Linked DNA regions of Homo sapiens: all the other regions are linked to region 1. Evidence: read pairs that join two places in POLR2A ChIA-PET (ENCODE). Cell type or tissue: PC-9. All regions are shown on one strand. Each heading gives the region's core, and the rest is flanking DNA. Links, peaks and the distances in the headings are about the cores only. Region 1 has its middle 46 kb from the start of ATP11B-DT. Region 2 overlaps ATP11B (ATPase phospholipid transporting 11B (putative)). Region 3 overlaps ATP11B (ATPase phospholipid transporting 11B (putative)).

Region 1 (5,481 bases), core at 195-5,194:
TTCACATATATAGCGAAAGGTACTGTTTGTCTCATCGTATGCATGCTAAAAAGCAAACAAGAAAATCTATGTCTCCGAAAATACAATGTTGGCTTTTTATGCCAACATACGTATTTTTACTTGGGGAACATCTAGTACAGAGACATTCAGATTTTACAGTTGCTCATTTGTGGCTCTGTATTTTAACTTAGCATCTCAGTCAACCTTTCTGAAGAGTAATGTGTTTTCTTCTTTCTTTAATATTAGTCCTAGCTGGGCGCAGTGGCTCACGCTTGTAATCCCAACACTTTGGGAGTCTGAGGCAGGAGGATCACTTGAGCCCAGGAGTTCAAGACTAGCCTGAGCATCATCCTGAGGGCCTGTCTGTACAAAAAAATCAAAAAATTAGCTGGGCGTGGTGACACGTGCCTGTGGTCCCAGCTACTTGGGAGGCTGAGGTGGGAGGATTACTTGAGCCTGGGAGGTTGAGGCTGCAGTGAGCTGTGTTCCCTCCACTGTACTCCAGCCTGAGTGATAGAGTAAGACCCTGTATAAAAAAAAAAATCGGTCCTAATAACAATGGTATCTGACATTGACTGGCCAATTACTTCATGCCTGTGCTTTCCTTTTATTAACTTGAAACAACCCTATGAAGTGGATACTGGTTATGTCCATTTTGGAGGTGAAGCATTAAAGTTTGAGTAATTTGCCTAAGGTCAATAGCTGTTGAGTTATAGAGTCAGGATTTGAACCAGACAGTCTGGCTCTTAAGCCAACTCACTTAGCCACTATACCATACTATACACCAAGGTATCTGTTGGTGAGTTAACTGTATGATGTTCCACAAAATGCCTTATTAGGGTTTGCATTTGCCATTAGGTTGGGTTTAAATTGAGTGAAAATCAGAAATCTGATTATATTACAATAAACTTTTATCATATTTTTGTAAAATATTTTATTGAAATATATATATGTATATATATATTTTTTTTCTTTTTCTTTTTTGAGATGGAGTCTCACTCTGTTGTCCAGGCTGGAATGCAGTGGCACTACCTCAGCTCACGGCAACCTCCGCCTCCCAGGTTGAAGTGATTCTCCTGCCTCAACCTCCCAAGTAGCTGGGCTACAGGCACGTGCCACCATGCCTGGCTAATTTTTGTATTTTTAGTAGAGATGGGGTTTCACTATGTTGGCCAGGCTGGTCTCGAACTCCTGACCTCATGATCCACCTTCCTCGGCCTCCCAAAGTGCTGGGATTACAGGCGTGAGCCATTGCACCCAGCCTACAGAAATACATATTATCCAGTTAACATATATTTTGTTTTTTAAGCTCTGTTTTTTTTTTTCCTAAAAACAGTTCTATAACGAAGCTCACTTTGTCAAGGACTATGTTGACTGATAATAAAAGTATCATTATATATTTGTCAAGTGTTTTATTTTTAAAATGTCTATAGGTGTAGAATTCCTTATTACAGGAGGAGAAATTCTTCATTTTACAAAAAAGTCCAGCATATTCTAAGAATTTCATTTTCACATTTATTTAACTAACAAATTCCATAATGCTTTTTACTTTTTAACTTTTATTTTAGGTTCGGGGGTACATGTGCAGGTTTGTTATATAGGTAAACTGGTTTCATGAGGGTTTGTTATATAGATTATTTTGTCACCCAGCTACTAAGCTTAGTACCCAATAGCTATTTTTTCTGCTTCTCTGCATCCTCCTACATTCCACCCTCAAATGGGTCCCAGTGTCTGTTGTTCCCTTCTTTTTCTTTCCTTTTTTTGAGAAGAAGTCTCACTCTGTCACCCAGGCCGAAGTGCAGTGGCATGATCTTGGCTCACTGCAACCTCCATCTCCCGGGTTCAAGCAATTCTCCTGCCTCAGCCTCCCAAATAGCTGGGATTATAGGTACCCATCACCACACCCAGCTAATTTTTATATTTTTAGTAGAGACGGGGTTTCACCATGTTGGCCAGGCTAACCTCAGGTGATCAACCTGCCTTGGCCTCCCAAAGTGCTGGGATTACAGGTGTGAGCCACCACGCCCAGTCTGTTGTTACCTTCTTTAAGTTCATGAATTCTCATCATTTAGCTTCCACTTATAAATGAGAACTTACAGTATTTGATTTTCTGTTCCTGTTTAGTTTGCTAAGGATAATGGCCTCCAGCTTCATCCATGTTCCCGCAAAAGATATGATTTCATTCTTTTTATGGCTGCATAGTATTCCATGGTATATATATACAAAATTTTCACACATATCCAGTTTGTCATTGATGGGCATTTAGATTGGTTCCACATCACTGCAATACTCGGAAAGCATTAGGTTCCATCAACAGAGGAAAAGGAACCTGATGCTTTACAAATATTGTCCACTGTCCTCTGACAACAGAAAGGAAGAAAAAAAAAGTAACTTAGTACTGGCCTCAGGAATGTTGGTCTGATAGGGGAAAGTTCACTCTCTTGCTAATTCCAAGGAGCTTTTAAAAATAAATGGTGTGGAAATTACCTATTGTTTATTCAGGAATAACCCTTATCCTTTTCTTAATTGATCAGCATTTCATTTGTTGTAAAACTCTTTGTCCTGTGAAGCTGGAGGCCCTTGAAAAATCTCCATGGTGCTCACTCTCATATCTCAAGCCATCCAGGTAGATTTGAGACGGCACTTGGTATTAGGCTAGAGTAAAATTTTCCTTGATCTGCAAGCTTATTTGGTGTTTGAATTCTCCTTATAATTATCCTTGTCAAAAACTTGGCTGGGCACGGTGGCTCACGCCTGTAATCCCAGCACTTTGGGAGACCAAGGCAGGCAGATCACTTGAGGTCAGGAGTTTGAGACTAGCCTGGCCCACAAGGTGAAACCCCATCTCTACTAAAAATACAAAAATGAGCCAGACATGGTGGCGGGTGCTTGTAATCCCAGCTACTCAGGACGCTGAGGCAGGAGAATCCCTTGAACCCGGGAGGTGGAGGTTGCAGTGAGCAGAGATTACGCCATTGCACTCCAGCCTGGGTGACAGAGCCAGAGCCAGACTCTGTCTCAAAAACAAAAACAAACAAACAAAAACACACACACACACAAACAAAAAGTCTGTCCTGCCCCTTCCAGAACAGCCCCACAGATACCTAAGAGCTCATCACTTCTAAACGTACCTCCTAACTTCCTTCTTCTGCTCTTCCTTTTCTCTCTTCTCTCTCCTTTTCTTTCCTTTTACCAGCTCCTTATGACGTATACCAACTTAAAAAAAATCTTTTCCTCAGGGCCATACAAACAAATCCAGTCTCTGCTACAACTCACTGGAGATAAATAGTTACTATCATCTTTATGTACATCTCTCCATGTAAGATAAAAGAATCACTCCAGTTAAAAGTCATAGTTTTCAAGCATTCTGTATAAACCAATATTAGCAAACATTTACTGAGTGCCTGCTATGTGCCAGGCACTAGCTATATGCCACTTCTAACCCTTACAACCCTTCCAGGTGCGTTAATGATAGCTAATACTTACAAAGCCTTTACAATCGACTCATCTAGGATATGGTAAACACCAGTAAAGGGCTTATGCTGGAGGCTGACACATAGTGACATTCAATAAATGTTAACTGTTACTATCTCTTGTACTTCGGGAAGAATTTGGAGAATGTTCGACTCAACTACAGTGTTCTACATAGCATTAACCTGGGGAAATTTTTTGGCTCCTGATGGGCTATTTCTCCTACATTTGTGTTAACCACAGAGTTTGGTCCTTAAAGCTATTCAAAAGGATGATCGAGGATCAAGGATGGAGGCCTGCATTTTTCAAAAGCTTCAGGTTATTCTGGGCCAGGCCTTTGCACAGTTCTTTGAGGTCTGTTTCTTCCACGGAAGAAGCACTATCAGGTACAAGAAGAACGGGGCCTGAAAGTTGAGTTTCAGCTCTAATGAGAGACTGCTAAAGAGACAGCACTAGTTTGAATTTCACAAATTAAAATTCACCTTGAAAAATTGCAACCTTTCTCAGCTCAGTTAAAGGGAAGAGGAAAGAGTTAATGCTCTCAGTTGATCAGGTGTGGGTCTGCTGGTGGCTGCCGGTACTCCAGTCTGAGAACTGATAGGTATAGGTATTAATTGTTTGGGGAACATCATTTAGTAAACAGGTATTAGAATTCTATAATTCATCATTTAAGAGGCTGTATTTTAACTCAGCATCACTCTTTTGCTCCTACAAGCCAGTTCCCTTAGGCTCGCACTTCTTTAAACCCAGAAAGACTTGTCAAACTAGTCTAGGTGATGGGACAAACCTCAGCAGCTGGATACCTGTACTTGCTGATCTGGCATGTTCTCCTTTAGGAAGGGAGGTGTGGCCGGGCGCAGTGGCTCACGCCTGTAATCCCAGCACTTTGGGAGGCCGAGGAGAGTGGATCACAAGCTCAGGAGTTTGAGACCAGCCTGGCCAATATGGTGAAACCTCATCTCTACTAAAAATACAAAAATTAGCTGAGCGTGGTGGTGCGCGTCTGCAGTCCCACTTACTCGGGAGGCTGAGGCAGGAGAATCGCTTGAACCCAGGAGGCGGAGGTTGCGGTGAGCCCAGATCGCACCACTGCACTCCAGCCTGGGCAACAGGAGGAGACTCTCTCTCAAAAATAAATAAATAAATAAAAAATAAAAAGAAAAAAGGAAGGGAGGGGCTCTGGAATAAAGAGTTCCCAGTCAGATTTAGGGGAATATGGGAAGAAACCTGGTAGAAGGAAACCCCTGGGATTTGATTCCTGGGTGTTCCACACAATCTCGGATGGTGTTGGGAACTATTCTTGCTCTGAATATGATCATGTCAGTTCCACAGCTCTTTCTGTTTCTCTTGTTGGCTCCCTCCTAAAATTTAAATTTGACATAAAGTTAAGGTGCCTTTCAAAGCACACAAGGTCACCCTAGTGACCCTAGTCTCCTGTGTCACAAAATGTCAGAGCCAGAAGCAAGGTTGGCTTTCCACGAAGCTAAGGAAACTTTATCACTAGAGCTCTATCTTGCAATGTGTTTATATTGGTATATTGCTAAAAGATAAAGGATACATTTTTTAAAGGTAAAATCATGACTTTCATAGAGATGAAATGAACATGTATCAAAAATTTTATTTAACTCATTGATTAATAAAGGAACAAATAAGAGATTACAACTGGTTTGAAGGAAAATTTGAACTACATATACATCATATATCTAATGTGTGTGTATATACACACATACATTATATATATACACACATTTTATATATACACGTACACACATATATATACACACATTTTACATATATACACACATTTATAGATACACACACATTTTATATATATATACACTTTTTTTTTTTTTTTGGGGGGACGGAGTCTCACTCTGTTGCCCAGGCTAGAGTGCAGTGGCGCAATCTTGGCTCACTGCAATATCTGCCTCCCAGGTTCAAGCGATTCTCCTGCCTCAGCCTCCTGAGTAGCTGGGATTACAGGCATGCGCCACCATGCCCAGCTAATTT
Region 2 (5,481 bases), core at 392-5,391, 82 kb before region 1:
TATTTCCCCCTTTTGCCTTAGTTATGAAGCTCTCATCTAAATTTAGTACTCATATTTAATAATCATACTAACACAGGTTCTAGGCATAACCTTTTTGCTTTCTGCCTTTATTCACTTTTACTTAAACCAATTTTGGAAGGAGACTGATTGTCAATTATTATTATGATTATATTAAACTCTTACTTGTAGATAAAAATTCACCAACTTTTTTTCAACTCAGTTAATGGTATCATATTCCAGTTAAATGCAGTCCATATTTGGCCAAATATACATTGGGAAATAAGGACAAGAGGTATTGCAACATTTTACATGGCTTTAAAAATATCCAATAAGTTCATTCATTCATTTATTCATCTGTTAAACAACTACTGAAGGCCCAATATGTGCATGGTCTTGTTCTGCTAATGGGAAATAAGCAGGTATATAGAATAAATTATCTGGCACCGTAGAGCTAGACATTCAAATGAAAGTGACGGATAAACTAAAATACCAACTTTTATCAATAGAACAAAAGAATAAATGATATGAAGGAAAAAAAGGACAGACTAAGAAATAAGAGTGGCATGGTGGTCAAAGTTTAAGTATAGAGTAAAATGAATTGAGAATGCAATTATCTGGCAGAAGAACTTTCCAGGAAGAAAGTACAGCAAGTCATAAAATCTTGAGATAGGAGCATGCTTACTGTGTTCGAGGACAAGTAGAGGAGTGTAGCTGCAGCACAGTGAGTTTAAAAAAAAAAATGGTAGGAAATGAAGAAGGAACCAGGGTCTAGACTCTGTACGTCTTTATGTCTTTGTAGATCACTGAAAAGACATGTTTTGGTCAAAGTGGTGATGCAAAGCTACTGTTCAGTAGCTTTAAGTGGGAGGGTAGTGTGATCTGATTTTAAGAGATCAATCTGGCTGCTCTGTGAAAACCATAGGAGAGTAAGAGCGGAAATGAGAGAACTCTTCAGAAAAGAATGCAATTGTCCAGACAAAAGATGATGGTGGCTTGGACTAATGAGGGAGATCTTGAAGGTAGGGATAAAACAGAACAGTCAAAGGATGATGATGTCAAGGCTTGCGGTGGTTGGATGGTAGTGCCATTTAATAAACTGCAGAATAACAAGAACTAGTAGTATAGTTTTTGAGGGGGAAAAAAATCGAGTCATGTTTGAGATTCTTGTGAGATGACAAAGTTGAAATGTTGTACAAACAGTTGTACATGTGTGTTTGGAGTTCAAAGAATAGTTTCAGGATAAACATAAATTTGGGAACCATCATCATAGAGATGGTAACTTCATTCTGCTGGATGGGATGAAATTACCTAAGGTGAAAGTATATATAGAAACGAGGTCCAAAGGACAAACATGTTACTTTGTTGAAATAAATGACATCTGTTTGTCATTTATTTCATCAAAGTAAATATTCATCAGGTGAATAATTATATGGAGTGATTTAAATGCATATCGACTGATATACACACATTTTAATCTCCAATGGAAAAGTGAAGAAAGTAAAATCGAACTTAGAGCTGTGGCCTAGTATTCTCTGACATGTAGATGCATAATCTAATTGTTAATCTATAGGCTCCTCTATCTTTCTTATGTATGCAATAAAGAATATACTTCATCCCAGAACTGTAAAATGTTTGTCAATTTTATTTCCATGTCAATTTATGCCTTATCCCTACATCTTATAAAATGAAAAATTCACATTTGCCTGAGAAAATTCAGTTAATTCTCTTGCAGGTGGAAGGAATCATCTCTGTATAACTGAAACCCTGCCAAGACCTTTTTGAGAAGTAGTAGCTAAATCAACAGGACATTTCTATGAATTTCCTTCTTATTCTATATGTTTATCTAATAACCTTGTTTCTCTGTAACTAGATTTTAATGTCAATTCATGCTCTGATTGAAAATATTTCCCCAGGGGGAAAATACATAAAAACTAAACTCATAAGAGAAAGTTGTAAACAGCAGAAAAGGACTATACATTTTTTTTTTTTTTTTTGAGACAGGATCTCACTCTGTCAACCAGGTGGGAGTGCAGTGACATAATCACGGCTCAGGGCAGCCTCTACCTCCTGGGCTCAAGCGTTCCTCCCACCTCAGCCCACCAAGTAGCTGGGACCACAGGTATGTGCTACCACACCCTAATTTTTGAACTACATAGTTTTTACTCACAAATGTTCACACCAGAAGTATATACCCTGCTCTCTATAAACATATCTCTTTTGAATTGTATTTCCTTTAAATATCACCAAACTCTACAAAGATGATTATAATTAAGAAATCTATTTCATATATAAATGGTTTATACATATACAATACTTGTTTTTGGATGCTTTCTAGCTCTGTCAAGGGAACTACATATTTTAACGATGTTAATCATTCCATGAGTCACCAGGTACCTGAAATATAACAGAGTGGCTAATTCAGTTTAATTTTACTACGTATCAGACAAATTTGCTGCTTTCTTATGGAAATTATTTTCACAACAATAAATGTTACTTTGGAGTGGAAATATTTAGCAACTTCTAAATGACTTAGAGGAAAATTAAAAAAAGAAAGTATTTCATACCTGCTTTATGGCAGTTACTGTTATCACAAAGAATAATGGAAGTCCACTGGTAACTGGACTGGTAGGTGTATCAATCATAAGCTAGATTTATAAAAAAGAATACAGAATATTATATTTTTATATTGTGCACATCACACTATTAACATCTAAAATTTCACATTACACAGTGAGTATACTTTAGTTCACGATTTCACAACTTCACTTTGTTGGCTATTATGTGGGGTTGGAAGACTATTTAAATCTATTGCCTATCCACATACATGGCTAGACTGGACTCAGCAACTCTGTTTAAACACAAAGTTCTTCAATATTCGCCAAGGAGTGGAACTACAGCTACTCAGATCTCGTTTCACATTTCTTTGCACATCCTGATAAATGCTGAAGAGTCTGTCAGCAATTTTTACCCTTGGATTCAGAATGATATCAACACTAGGGAAAGAAAACTAGGAATGGGACTATGGAAAGAATTTTTTTCTATAAGTGATTTTGTTACATCCAACAGAGCCAGAGGTGGATAACTAGGAAAATGATGTTCCTTTACTCCGGATAGGCCCATTAAATTTGTTCTATTCCATGGACAAGCTGAATTCATCTTAGCTAGTGATTTCACAAATGTATGGATGTTACGTGGATATGGTTAGCATACATTTCTTGCTTTTCCAAGAAAGCCAAGCGAACGGTCTATGGGCAGAAAATCAGAAGTTCCTTGTCTGTTCATGAAAGAAAGCAATTTTTTCTTTTTAAAAAGTAAATGTTTCCTAAAGCATTAAAATGATTATTTGACAAGTTTCAATTTTTCATTTGAAATCCCAGGTTCTACTGAGAGAAGAGTTCAGAGTTTATATATTTGATGCTACACTGAAATTGCCAAGTTTTATCGGAAAAGAATAACTTCTTTAAAGGAAAATGGCCATCACTATTTTAAAATCTTGATTTATACTCAAGTTCTCTTGATTTTATATACATATATAATTTTTTTAAGCACAAGGTGAAAATTAAGAAACTGTCTAACAGCCTATAATAAACACAGACTTAAGCAAAGAAAACAGTCTCCTGGAAAAAAAAAAAACTTCACCCACAGGGATACTTAAAAATTACAATTCTTATTAAATAACTTAAATTTAAGTTAAATTTAAATTAAAAAATTAAAAGCCAAAGAAAAGTTTACTTTGTACAAAGATGATTCCACAGGCAGAAATGTACCGAAAATATGAACTATATATTAAAAGCCTAAACATTTATGTTCTGAGGCAGAATATCTGAAAGATATTAGGTTACACTCTTAGCTAAGATTATGGTTAATCTAAGTACTACAGCACATTATTGATGAAACAATATACAATTGATCTTAAAGTTTACAGGCTATTTCTTTTAGAAATCTAGATATGACAGATCATTGTATTCACTGAATACAATGCAGAAGCACTGCAGAAAAAATGGTCACATGGTCAAATGATTAGCAACACAATGTAATTTTTCTTTGTTCCAAGACATATTTTTAGAAACTATGTTTACAAACTTAAGATTGAGTAATAAAGCTTACCTGAACCAAAAATATAATAAGAAAATAAAAGTTTGCCACTCTTCTGAACTGTTCAAATAAATTTTTTGGAACAAAATTCCACACAGTGTACTAAAAAGAAAGAGATCAATAAATTAATATTTAAAAATAATATCAAGTATATAGACATAATATTAAGAAGTAAAGTAAAATCGGTTTTACTAACCCCTTAGACAAAATTCTGTAAGTCTATATGCTACAGAAACCATCTGGCTTTTAGAGTTCAGGACTTTTATTCTACTTCCCTTTTTTCTTCCTTTTACTATTTATTGGCAATTTTAGCTTAATTTTGAAAAATGGAATAAGCTGAAACCCAACAATTTTGCTACTAAATTCCAGTTTTTTTAGAAGTTAGAGAAAGCAGATCTAAAACAACATTTTAATAACTTATTTTGGATTTTGGTATACAAAACTAAACCTAATGCTAAAGATAAATATGAGTTGATAGAAATGCAGATACTAGATACAATTTATATTTTAGTTAGTTTAGCATCAGAAACAGAGGAAATAGTTTGTTTAGTATGAAATATGAGGAAATAACCTAGAATGTTAAAGAAATAGAAATGCTTTAGATAAGTGATCGCCGCGATAACCACCAAGAAAATTTCATAAAGGATACGAAAATCTGTCACAATATCAATTTTAAAAGGTAAGATAGTATAGCACAATGGTTAAAAGCATAGATGCTTGGGGTTAAACTGTGGTGGCCCAAATCTTAATTTGTAATACTCACTAAATGACCTTGGACTTAATCTCTCCGTGTCCCACTTTGCTCCTCTATAAAATGAGGATAATATTAATCATATCTTATAGGGTTCCTATAAACATTAAATCAGCTAACATACTGAAGAAGCACTTAGGACAGAACCTGGCTCATACTAATTGCTATAAAAGTGCTTATTATTATTACTCAGCTCAAAAACCTATAATGCTGTATTACAAGGGCAGAATAATATGCTGCAAATTTTATTTGTGTTACAACTCACAACATAACTTCATACATGAAACAGGGAAATTGATTTATAGAATGTTTACTTTATGTACATCCTCCCAGAAGAATATAAGATCCCTGAGGCCAGGGATATCATTTTATTTACTGTTCTATCTCTAGCACATATACTACTCCTTGGCACATAGGTAGAGATCAAATATTTTGCAGAATAGATTAATGAATAAATAAATATGGTTGACAACGGGTTTTTTCTGAGATAATATCCTGATCTCAGGCAATGAGGCCTCAATGGTTACTGACCAATTCAAGATTTCCAAAGAGGTACTTTACGTTACCTAGTGTCATGTCAGATGGCTCTAATTTTTGGATTTTCATTGTCAAAAGTTCACTTCTTAATTAGCTGT
Region 3 (5,481 bases), core at 371-5,370, 170 kb before region 1:
TAATATTTAGCTTAATAACTTAATATCCTTACATCACTGGAACAGACAAATGTTACATTAGCAAGAAAATAATAGTTTACAAGCAAACAAGGATAAAGTCTTAATTTCTGTCTCTACCATTCTTTCCCCTGCCAGTCCAATTCTAGAAGCCTTATATTCATGAAATGGGAAGGAAGCTTAGGGCTGCACAATAAATCTCCATAAAGGAATTACATTTTCAAGGGAAAACTTGGTAAAACCGCATTTAACCATTATCTTAATATGTATACAATCATTATTTGCTTAGAGCTGGGTAATAGTTCTCAAGCTAATAATCACTTCTAAATCTTAAGACAACATTACTTTTCAATAAAACAAAAACAAATGACAATACTGAACTACTTGATAAATTCAGGATGGAAGTTAGGTTTTGAAGTGCAATGAGTTAATTACAGTAACATGTACCCGATTAATCATTCTTAGCATTTAATTTATTGCTAACATTACCTGATACAAGTTGAGCATTTTTACATTCCACAGCCACACCTGAAATATGCCTTGTACTGGGACACTGGCAGAACTCACTGTATTGTGGTAGTTTGCTATAAGTTAGATGACATAACCTGAAAATAAGATTATTAACTGAAACCCTTTATTCTAAAATCTAGCTTATAGAAAGGGAAGAGCATGTCTAAGTCGGCTGCAGAAAGAGGCTCTTCTTTTTGTATTCATTTAATTACCCATACTATTCTGATTTGTATAATTAAACATATTTGCAATATTTAAATACTGTCCAAACTTTTTATTGATATAGTTAAACTGTACAACGATGTCATGAAATACTATACACAGAGCCTTCAGGTAAAGAGAAAAAAAGCAAATTTAAATATGTTAACCAGATTAAAGCATGCAAAAGATCCAATGATAAAGACATTAAATTAATAATATGCTAATAGTATCTAATTTACCCACTATAGGGTCTTTATACTCTGTCACAAAAATATTAGTAAACATCAATTTGAAGTTCGGTGAACGGACCTGATTCCTGATTTGTATATATGATATACCCTTGCATTTATATGGCTAACTTTACAGGCTGTGTTACAGTACAGTTAGAGGAATTGGTATAAATTTACTCCCCATACTGCAGTAAATAATGGTTGGAAATGATTCTCCTAATTTGCTCTGTGAACTCAGAATGCATTAATGAATTAACAACACAGGTCACTGAGGGACCAAAATTCCTCAGTATTCACATTAACTTTTCCCATGAAAAGCTTTAAATATAACTCTAATAAAAAAATAGAGTTCTCAAGGCAAACTTTCAGCATAATTTACAGAAGCAGATTTAAATAGAAGAGTCAATAATCAAGCTAATACTAAAAAATACTCTTTACTAAGATTTCTCTCTTTTTTCTACATTTATATTAAAATATAATGGCCTCAGCAACAGACTGAAATGCCATTAGGAGTCCCATAAGCACAAGGGACAAACCAGACAAAGAGATGAAAAATGTCTCTTTATTCTCAAATTTTAACATGTTCAGATTCAAATTAAGGGTGTTGGGAGGGGCTTGTACTAATGCTTTCTGTTTGTTTGCCATTATAACTCTGAGTGGGTATGAACTACTACAAAGATTTTGGAAATTAATTTCAGAGCTAGTGTGGCCATTAACAGGGTGATCACACTGAATTTTAGGAAAGGAGGTGAACTGGCTCCCACAAAGTACTACTGCCCCTTTAACAAGTAGATGAGTCCATTGTGGAGAGAGTCAAGATGCTCCTGTCGTTGGTATAGAAAGGATCCGATGCACTCCATGATCTAAAGTAACAATAAGAGAAAAGTTTGGCTCACCAGGACCTATGTTTTAATTGAGAAAAAAATTTACTCTAAAACTTAGGACCCAAATGCAATCACTGATTGATTCATTTAAATACTAAAGAGAGGTTCTTCATACTAGTATCGAATGCCCAAACTTTCTATTTATATTATATAAAAACTTGGGAAAAATAATGCTCTAGTCATCATATAAAAATATTAGCCAAAATTCAAACATTCATTAGCATTAAAACAGTTTCTATATGTAGTAAAGCATGAGCTGCTTTTAAAGTGTTAACAATTCAATAAGAAGTATGTTATTAAGAGTTATGCACATTGTTTTACTGAAAAGTTCAGTTTACAAAAACAAACCCAAATCCCACTTACCAAAGGCTTTGGAATGAAACAGTAGTATGTTCCTATTATTGATCATTTCATTTCAGCTATAAATCCTATTCTAAAGACTTCCGCATAATTAGCTTGAATGTAGCGAATGATGTATTCAAAAGGCATCAAAGACACCTGTAGGTCACTAGCGTTTTCACTTAATAAGGACAAACGATCCTCTACTGGTCTGGAAAAGTTAACTGGTGTTTGAATGATAAGGCCCTAAAGCAAGTCATTACATAATACTTTATGTGCAGCTGTAAACTTAAATTAGCTTGAGTTAATTTAAGCTAAAATAACTCAAGACCAAAAGTAGCCTGCCATGCTTAAAATAGACTAACCTAGTTCAAGGACAGTATTAGGATTACCAAGTGAAAGACTGCTTTTCTTATGAGACTAAACACATTTAACAATAAATACATTTTATGTAACTTTTTCCAGGGTTCCCACCTTCCCTAAACAGAGATGTTACAGGAAGAGATGAGCGTTAAAAAAGGCCCCAATTCACCTTTGTCAAATATTTTCTCTTTCCCAGAGATGCTAAGTTTGTATGTAGCTCAACTTTAATTCGACTAGTTTCTAGAAAAGCTGGAACAGTATCTACCTTAGGTTAGGGAAGGACTTGTTCACTACTGTCTCCCTAGCATCTAGAACTGTGTCTGACATATATTGGGCACCCAGTATTTGCAGAATAAATGAATAAAATGAGAAGATGAAAATTTCTTAAAGAGTAAGTATTTACAGGGGACAAGTATGCTTTTAACTATAACTTTTAACTATAACAGCTATCAGTACTCCAATTATCCGGAGTCAGATGTCCAATTCCAAACTGCCAATACTTTATATTAGTTTTTCTTCTTTCCACATTGCTTACACAGAATAATCTTATTAGGTAAAGTCTCCTTCATTTTAAATTTTTTTTCAAAGCACACATGTGCATTCATATGTTAAATATAATTTTTGACAGAACATTAAACACTTGAACTACATATTACTTTCTATTTAGAAGATAGTTTTGATGAGGATACAGTAGCTTAACTGTTAGTAATACACGAACAGAAAATCTTTTATTGCTAAAATCCAGCTCTTTAGGGTGCAACATGGCATATTCTTTATATAGCACCATGATGCTCTCTTTGAAACTGAGCTTGCAATATGGGATACTTCATTGACAACATCAATTAATAAAATGTAAGTCAAATTTTTGTGCCTGGATGGTACAAATGTAATCACCAAAGAAATCTGTCACATAAAAACACTGGTGGCATTTCTCAAGTGATGCCCATTACTCTTGACTTTACTATGTCAATGGAACACACAGCTAAGGGCTTCTACATCTTGGAATGGCAGTCTCAGACTTGCCCCACCTCTTAAATTAGACATGAAATAGAAACATAGAATAGATGCTACTCTAAAGTCACAATGGAAATGCCCAACACATTTCACAAATACAATTATATGTAAACAAAAAGAGAACTCTATGTATCAAAATGACTTTGCAAGTTTAAATACAATATTGATGCATCTATGGCAATTTTCACATAGCCCTTGAAAAGCACCAGGTAGCTTGGTGTTATTATATGACTTTATCCCCTAGAAAAGAATGAACAGGTCTGAAAAGACCTTCTAGATTATTCACATGAGAAAAAGGGTAAGAAAATAATAGTAACCAATAATATAACCTGTGATGTTGGAGAAACCTGGAAGGGCATTTATAGTCTAATATGATATTAATTACTAAGTTAAACATTTTATTAGGAGAATAAAAAAATTCAGAAAAAAACAATATGGCGCAATTTTAAGTGAAAAGAAGTATAGATGATAATAGCTACCTTCAAGAGAACATGTAAAAGTAAATTCAATAACTCCTGGGGCAGGTTCAAAAGAGGTAATGCTGCATCAAAATGGCTATGTAAAGAATAATGGGGGCATATTACCATAATCGATATCAAGAAAATGGATATATGTATATAGCAGAAAAAATCTGGGGCTCATTTAAAATTAATTCTAGTTTTAAAAAAATCATTAACAAAAACGTATATTGTCATTAAAGAGAAATTTCCATTGAAGGAGAAGTTGAAAAAATTCTGTAGAGGTTCTATTGTATCTTAGTCTAACTCCTATCTTGATTCTGTGCAATGAAGCTATGTTATTAGGTAAAATAGTATTATAAATCAAGCTCTTTGGGAAATTTGCTGGCCTAGGTACATGACAGAGCCACATTTTATAATACAATTATGTAAATCATAACAAAGTCCCAGAGTTTAAGTGCTCATCCTTCTACGTGGAATGAAATTACTACAAAATGGTATCACAGCATTATGGAAATATTTCAGATCACGTTATAATCAAGTCAGAATAAACGGGGATTGAAACCACAGACATTATGTTAACATAAGAATGCTATTTATAAATTCAATTGTATCATAAAGGCATGGCTAAGCTAAAGCTAAAGTGAGAACTAACAAGTTCACCAGTAAAAGTTACCTGAATTTTATAACAGATGAATGATATCATACTCATCATTTTTTTAAAACACAAAGCTAACCAAATAATAAAAATCCTTTTTCCAGTAGATAGGAGTAGTGCCTTCTTCACTCTTTATAACCTGTTCCTGGGGTAATTTCCAACCTTTTCCAAGCCCTGGCACATGTAGAAAGTGCTAATATTCATGTAGCACATTTGGGACAATGGCAACCAACATCTCTCCCTGCCCATTTGTACCTCCATGCATACCGTGTACTGCTGCCCTGATTTTGAGAATATGGTATCATTCACCTAAAGAACACCAAGTGTGGAAAAAGCTCTTTCTACCCCCTAACATCCTCTAAATAGTGATATAACTCTTGGGGAAATGTATGAATAAATAAATCCATTGCAAGTTTAAATGAATTTTAAATGGTGTTTACCAAAAGGTGTTTTTTTTCGTTATGGTGCACAACAGCAGGCATGGTGATAAATCTCATTCAAGAAACAGATTTAGGAGGGGACAAAAATGCTAAGATTCTTTTACTCCATAATTTAAAAAGCCTGTTCTAACTCATACACTTTTAATTAGGCAATAAATACCAAGCAAAAGAAACTTAAAAATCATGACTCATTTCAAAACTTCATTACAGACATAAGAAGAGGTAGGGGAGCAGAAATACAGCCTTTTGTGTTTATAAATACCTCAAAGCCTCAAATAACCAACTGGAAAATATACATACAGAGTAAGAAAAGGAAAGCCTTTGACTTCACTGTTATGTTGAGATTATTTTGTAAAGACAAAAAGCAAAAAAATTTTAAAAAAATAA

What was found. ChIA-PET counts read pairs that join two places held together with the same protein. Peaks named below come from ENCODE experiments on the same cell type or tissue, not always from the same donor. Only the 100,000 strongest peaks of a DNase experiment are listed, where the experiment ranks them.
Region 2: POLR2A ChIA-PET joins it to region 1 with 13 read pairs; 2 of 35 experiments call an interaction of 5 or more read pairs at or near these places.
Region 3: POLR2A ChIA-PET joins it to region 1 with 13 read pairs; 2 of 35 experiments call an interaction of 5 or more read pairs at or near these places.

The regions. Positions count from the first base shown.
Region 1 is chr3:182,745,090-182,750,570 of GRCh38, reverse strand. No RefSeq gene overlaps it. Among named protein-coding and RNA genes, the nearest start is that of ATP11B-DT, 46 kb to the left of the region's middle. In PC-9, for the core only: no CTCF peak of the experiment used is centred there; a DNase peak (open chromatin) is centred at 2,460.
Region 2 is chr3:182,826,836-182,832,316 of GRCh38, reverse strand. It overlaps ATP11B (ATPase phospholipid transporting 11B (putative)), which reads right to left. Exons shown (of 30, transcript NM_014616.3): 3 at 4,108-4,197; 4 at 2,565-2,645. Among named protein-coding and RNA genes, the nearest start is that of ATP11B, 36 kb to the right of the region's middle. In PC-9, for the core only: no CTCF peak of the experiment used is centred there; no DNase peak of the experiment used is centred there.
Region 3 is chr3:182,914,343-182,919,823 of GRCh38, reverse strand. ATP11B (ATPase phospholipid transporting 11B (putative)) reads right to left here. Exons shown (of 30, transcript NM_014616.3): 30 at 1-1,801. The coding sequence ends at 1,720. Among named protein-coding and RNA genes, the nearest start is that of DCUN1D1, 63 kb to the left of the region's middle. In PC-9, for the core only: no CTCF peak of the experiment used is centred there; no DNase peak of the experiment used is centred there.